Linked DNA regions of Homo sapiens: region 1 is linked to region 2. The links are chromatin contacts, found by Hi-C in ENCODE. All regions are on one chromosome and are shown on one strand. The core of a region is the stretch at or near the end of the contact, and the rest is flanking DNA. Distances in the headings are between cores, read along the strand shown. Region 1 has its middle 390 kb from the start of MIR548AE1. Region 2 holds the start of ZC3H15 (zinc finger CCCH-type containing 15).

What was found. A loop is a pair of places that touch in the nucleus more often than their neighbours do. Pooled maps may share reads with other maps.
Region 1: a pooled map shows a loop between it and region 2 (4-fold over the local background). The contact joins the enhancer-like site here to the promoter of ZC3H15 in region 2. A Hi-C loop is called at or near these places in 2 of 37 single-sample maps with no recorded cell type and 3 of 50 pooled maps.

The regions. Positions count from the first base shown.
Region 1 is chr2:183,991,876-183,994,760 of GRCh38, forward strand. No RefSeq gene overlaps it. Among named protein-coding and RNA genes, the nearest start is that of MIR548AE1, 390 kb to the right of the region's middle. Within about 2 kb of position 1,281, at least 2 of the 41 ENCODE cell types and tissues checked have a DNase peak (open chromatin) inside an H3K27ac peak, as active enhancers do.
Region 2 is chr2:186,484,876-186,487,699 of GRCh38, forward strand. It overlaps ZC3H15 (zinc finger CCCH-type containing 15), which reads left to right and starts at 1,385. Exons shown (of 10, transcript NM_018471.3): 1 at 1,385-1,582. The coding sequence starts at 1,508. LOC105373785 (a long non-coding RNA gene) reads right to left here and starts at 1,125. Exons shown (of 2, transcript XR_001739147.3): 1 at 925-1,125. RefSeq lists an enhancer at 1,015-1,494.

The DNA of each region.
Region 1 (2,885 bases), core at 31-2,530, 2.5 Mb before region 2:
TACGCCTGGCTAATTTTTAGTATTTTTAGTAGAGACAGGGTTTCATCATGTTGTCCAGGTTGGTCTCGAACTCCTGACCTCAGATGATCCACCTGCCTTGGCCTCCCAAAGTGCTGGGATTACAGGAGTGAGCCACAGCACCCAGCCTAAATTGTATTTTGAAATTCCTTAAGTGAGTTTTTTAAGCCTAGAAATTCTGATTCATTTCTTTTTAAGATGTTTATCTCTTCCTTCATTTCCTGGATTGCTTTAGGAGTGTCTTTGTTTGATTATCAACCTTGTCTTGGATCTCATTCAGCTTCCTTGCAATCCATGGCTTGAATTATTTGTCATTTCTGAGTTTCCATTTCAGTTAGGGTGCATTGCTGAAGAGCTAGTACAATCCTTTCTTGGTGTCACTGCATTCAGATCTTTCATTTGGCCAGAATTCTTGCACTGGTTTCTTCTCATCTGGAGATCCTGGCACCTCTAAGTTTTGTAATTATTTTTATGTGGGTAGGATTTTTTCTTTTTCTTCCTTTCCCTACAATGTTATTATTATTTTCTTCTTTCTCTTTCCTTTCCTCTCTATTTCTAGGAGTTGTAAGGCATGCTGGTAGGGTCTCTTGGCTTTGTTTCTATAGCGCTATGCATTTCTTTCAGCAGATTTTATATTAGGCTGTGGAGTTTGACATGTAAGCCCATGGATGGTGCTTATTGGTAAGAACAGACTGTGGCCAACGTGGCTGGGTATATACATAATCCTTATTTACTGGCAGCTCTCTGTTGCCTCAGGCATTGGGATGATTTGTGGAGTATACAGTAGTTTGAGCTCCCTGTTGTGCCCTAGGAGCAAGAGACTGAAGGGTGGGACCAAAACAGACAGGTTGACCTATGGGTCCCCCATGCCAGGCAGAGGCACCAGCAACAAGGGGAGAATCCAGTGAGTAGCCACCAAGCACCCAAAGGTGTACCTAGGTGTGGAGGTAGGAAGCCACCTACTTCAGCTCCAAGTTCTCTGCACAGGAGTAAGGGATGGCCTAGATTTCTAATCTAGTAGAGTGGGTGCTCCAGATGTCTGGAGATCTGCCTGGGCATGTAGCAGAGTGGGTCCTGCTGCACCAATATTTCTGCACAGGAGGGGCTGGGCAACTCAGACTGCTGATTCAGGTGATCTTGTGCTCCAAATGTCTCGAAATATGCCTTGGTTTGGAGTGGAGAAGGCCTCACTACACCATAATCTACATTTGGGAAAAGTGGGGCAGCTCAGGCTGCTGAATCAGGCAAACAGGTGCTTCACAAGTCTGGAGATCAGCCTGGGCATGGAGCAATGAGGGCCTCTTTGCATCAGAAACTCTGCACAGAAGGGTGGGGCAGGTCAGATTGCTGATCCAGATGAGCAGTTCTCTGAATGACTGGATTTCTGCCTGAGCGTGGAGCAGAAATGATCCCCCAGCACCAAGCAACTCAGGCTGCTGGACTAAACAAGCAGGTGCTCTGAATGCCTGGAAATCTGCCTGGTTGTGTAGTAGAAAGGATTCCCCTGTGGCTGGATCTCTGCACAGGAAGGGTGGGACAGCTCAGCATGCTGATTCAGTCAAGGTAGTACTCCAAATGTATAGGATCTGCCTGGGAATGGAATAGAGAGGGCCCCCCACACCACAATTTATGTCCAGGAATGGTAGTGTGGCTCAAGCTGCTGAACCAGGGTAACAGGTGTTATGGATGCCTTGATATCTGCCTGGGCATGGAGCATAGAGCCCCACTGCACAATCTATGTCCAGGAAGGGTTGGGTAGCTCAGGCTGCTGGTCCAGGCAAGAACATGGTCCAAATTCCTGGATTTCTCTCTGGGGGTAGAGCAGAGGGGAGCCTCTACTGCACCATGATTTCCAAGGAGCAGCATGGGCTACTCAGCAAAGTCACACACAGATGAGTTCCATGTCACCAAACTGGGCCTTGGTGCAAGTCTTGTTACCCAGGAGAAACCACAGCCGTAGGAGTTCTCTTCCTGCCCTAGGCCTGCTACAGGGAGGGCACAATTTTAGCCATACTGCTGAGGCACTTTCTGGCTGTGGAAGTCCCTACCCCACTCCAAAGCAGATACTCTAATCTCTGGTCTGAGACTAAAATGTTTGCACAGCCACACTGCCAGGTAACCAAGGAATGAATAATGAAATAATGAAAGCATCATTATCTGCAAGTAATGTGATTTTATATGTAAAAATTTCAAGACTCTACAGCAAAACTATTGAAATTGTTAAGTTAATGTATCAAGTTGCTGGGCTCCATTATGTATTACAATATGTTATATGTTTATACACCAGCAATAAATTTGGAACTTGAGAAAATAAGGTATTTTGATTTTGCCAAAAAATCAAAATATATAAATTACCTAAGAATAAATCTAATTAAACATGTACAAGACCTCTAAACCGAAAACTACAAAATATATTGGGGAGTAAAGTAGAAAAGTATCTTCATTATTTTGGGTTAAAAATTTTTCCTAAATGGGACAGAAAACTACTAATCATGAAGGAAAAAAATTACAAATTAAACTATGTGAAAATGAAAAACCTATACTTACCGAAAAATGTCATTTACTGAGCAAAAATGCAGGCCAGAGAATAAATGGAATTATTTGCAGTACATATACCCAATGAAGAAAGTTTTATATCCAGTGAAGAAAATGCAAATTACTCCTACAAGTGATTGAAAAGAAAGAAAAAGACCATCTGATAGAAAATGATTTCAAAAGTCTATAAGATGAAATAGAAAGTATGCATGAAGCACTGCTACTGCATACCAAAGTATAATGCTTATCTCAAAAAAAAAAACCACTAAGATTGCTTGGATTATGAGCTGAACGAGCTGCTTTTCTTCATGGAACACCATTTTCATTTGAAA
Region 2 (2,824 bases), core at 135-2,634:
ATTACAAAAAATAAAGATGAAAATATGTAAAAGGGGGGGAGCCCATTAACCTGCCAATATGAGCCCAAATGAAAAAAAGTGTGTCAACATACACCTGCCATTCTCGACACAATTCTTTTTAGTAGCTATCACATTTCTTCTACACACACACATACACACACAAAACATACTTGGGGTTCCTTGACATTATCTTACGTAGAAAATTACTAAGCAAATAATCAATTTGACTAAGTAGGGGGGCTTATCGTTTTCTCCCTATTCAAATTAATGAAAAAGATAAAAAAACTTTTATCTATAAAGATGATTCTTGGTTCCACAATGCTTCTTAACAGAAATAGTTTAAACAATAATCATTTTAAAAAATAACAGCTAAGCATTGTACATTTTTAAAAAATAGTATTTTCGTTTGTACAAATATCAATGGGTCCCATTCATCATTCAAGTACCTTTTCAAACAGGATCTAAGTTTGTAATGTTAGGTAATAGGCATATAGGCTGAAGCCGGACTGCCAAGATTACAATTGCTGGCTCTGTCCTTAATATAACTTTGGGCATCTTTCTTCCTTTCTCTGCTTCATCTATAAAACGAAAACAGTAACAACTCCCACCTAAGTGTCGTTGTGATAACTAAATGAAATAGTGTGTGTAATGTGCCAAGGAATTTCTGGAGCTACCAAGCACTTAAACTAAGTTCTAACTAAGTTTGGTTACTTTCACGTTATAAAGGAATTTTTAGGAATCACCTAGGCACTCTCCTAAAGTCTCAAAATAACTTAATACAGTACTTCTAAGGAGTTCAAGTGCCTCCTTATCTGGGACGCCATCTCAGATGCTCTTCAAATGAAAGGGACCCTGCAAATGAAAGTTAACTTTTTCCATTTTTTAAATAATCCTTCGCAGGAATCTGAAGCACGCGACACTCACGGGCCATTCAGCTCCGCCTCTCCAGGGAACAAGAAGGTTAACTGAGTAACGTGGTCACGGAGCAACCCCGAGTCGCTGCGGCTGCTTAGTAGTCACTCAGGATGGGGATGGTACAGGGGACCATTAACTGGCCCGGCAGGAAAAGTTTCCCGGTGAGGTGACGATGGACAAGAGTCGCCCCATCGTAAGCGAAAGTGGACTGAGAGGAAGCACAAACGCATGGACTCAACCAGCTCGCCCAGATTCACCCTCAGGCCTTTTGCCATCTGAAAAGGGCCTATCGGATGCGCGACATCACGAGTGACGCGTAGTCATTTTCCCACGTCCCGTCCCTGCCCCCTCCTAGTGGGACGCAGTGGGCGCGCACGCGCAGCTCCGCTTCCGGGAGCCGCTCCTCGCTACCCACTATGCTCTGCGACATCGACCTGTCGCAAAGGCCGCGTTTGCGGGGCCAATGAGCGACTCGCTTTCCGTGCGGTGCGGCGAGTGAGGCCCCGGTCTTCCTCCTCGTCCTGCCGCAGGGCCAGAACCCCTGACGGTATTCAGCTGCGCGTAAGTCTGGCCGGTGCCATCTGTCTCCGCAATGCCCCCCAAGAAACAGGCTCAGGCCGGGGGCAGCAAAAAGGCGGAGCAAAAAAAGAAGGAGAAGATTATCGAAGTGAGTACCCACCCCTCCCCCACTCACGCCGCGAGCCCTCCGGAAAGCCACTTCCCCGCTCCGGGCTTCCCTGGGAGCCGGCTCGCTTCCTCGGGCCACGTGTTCCTCCCTTAGGCCTGTGTGGCCCACTGCCCCTTCTCCAGCCCCTGATGACGCTAGCTCTCTCATTACTATAGTGACGCTGCTGGCGCCCCCGCACCTGGGCTTTGCCTCTCCGCCCACACGCCCGTGTTCACCCACCCATGCACCCGGGTGCGAAATGACCCCTCGGGACTGGCACAGGGTTTTATCCTTCGCTAGTCCTCTCAGAATTGAGGAGATTTTCCAAGGTTATGTGTGAAGAAATACGCTGAACGGTCTCGGGCCAGCGTCTTTCTGGAAGACCGACTCATGACGAGTCTTTGTGTTCGTTATTTCTTTACCCGTCACCCAGGGATGGTACTGTTAGTTCTTTTGAACCAACAAATTACGACTTGGTGGCTTTTTCGATCCACCTCTGAAATGTTTAAAGTCCCATAAAGAATGGAAGGACTTTCCGTCACAACCCAGGGTCTTGAACGCAGAGCTTGGTACTTACATTCTGAAGTGGATTAAATAGGATAACGCCTTAAAAGAGATTAGGTTTCAGTGTCACTAATTGTGTGAAGTCCCGTAACCCAGTTTGAGATATATGTGTGTGTGTGCGCGTGTATATATGTATACATCTATGTGTGTGTATATGTGTATATATGTGTGTGTATATATATTCGTTTAACACATTGAGCCTGTAGCCCTTTAATGGCCAAGGAACGCTATTGACGTTCTTACATGTTGTGCACTTGTTTTCCAACAACTGAATTGAGTTTCCTTAAAAGATGAACCATATTTGACATTACGTAAACATACCATACAGACCCCAACGAGGTATTTCTTCCCTCGATTTCTGCTATTAATCCTCCTCATAATTAAATAGGACCTCTTGTACTTTGGATATAATTAGAAAAAGCCATGACCATTTTACCGCATAAGGTGTAAAGTCTGCTCATTGGATTTAAGAAAATGCTTAAGAATTTTGCTATACTTGGCCAGGTTCCAACTTTGGAGGAGAACTGGTATTCTTATTGCCAATTTGTACAGTTTAAAACTGTCATGAAGTACTATAGCCAGACACTTAAAAACAAAATATTACCTTCACATCTGTGTTTTCTATTACCTTATTTGAACAATCTGGATTCGTGGCACTTAGGTAAATTTCAGGGGTTG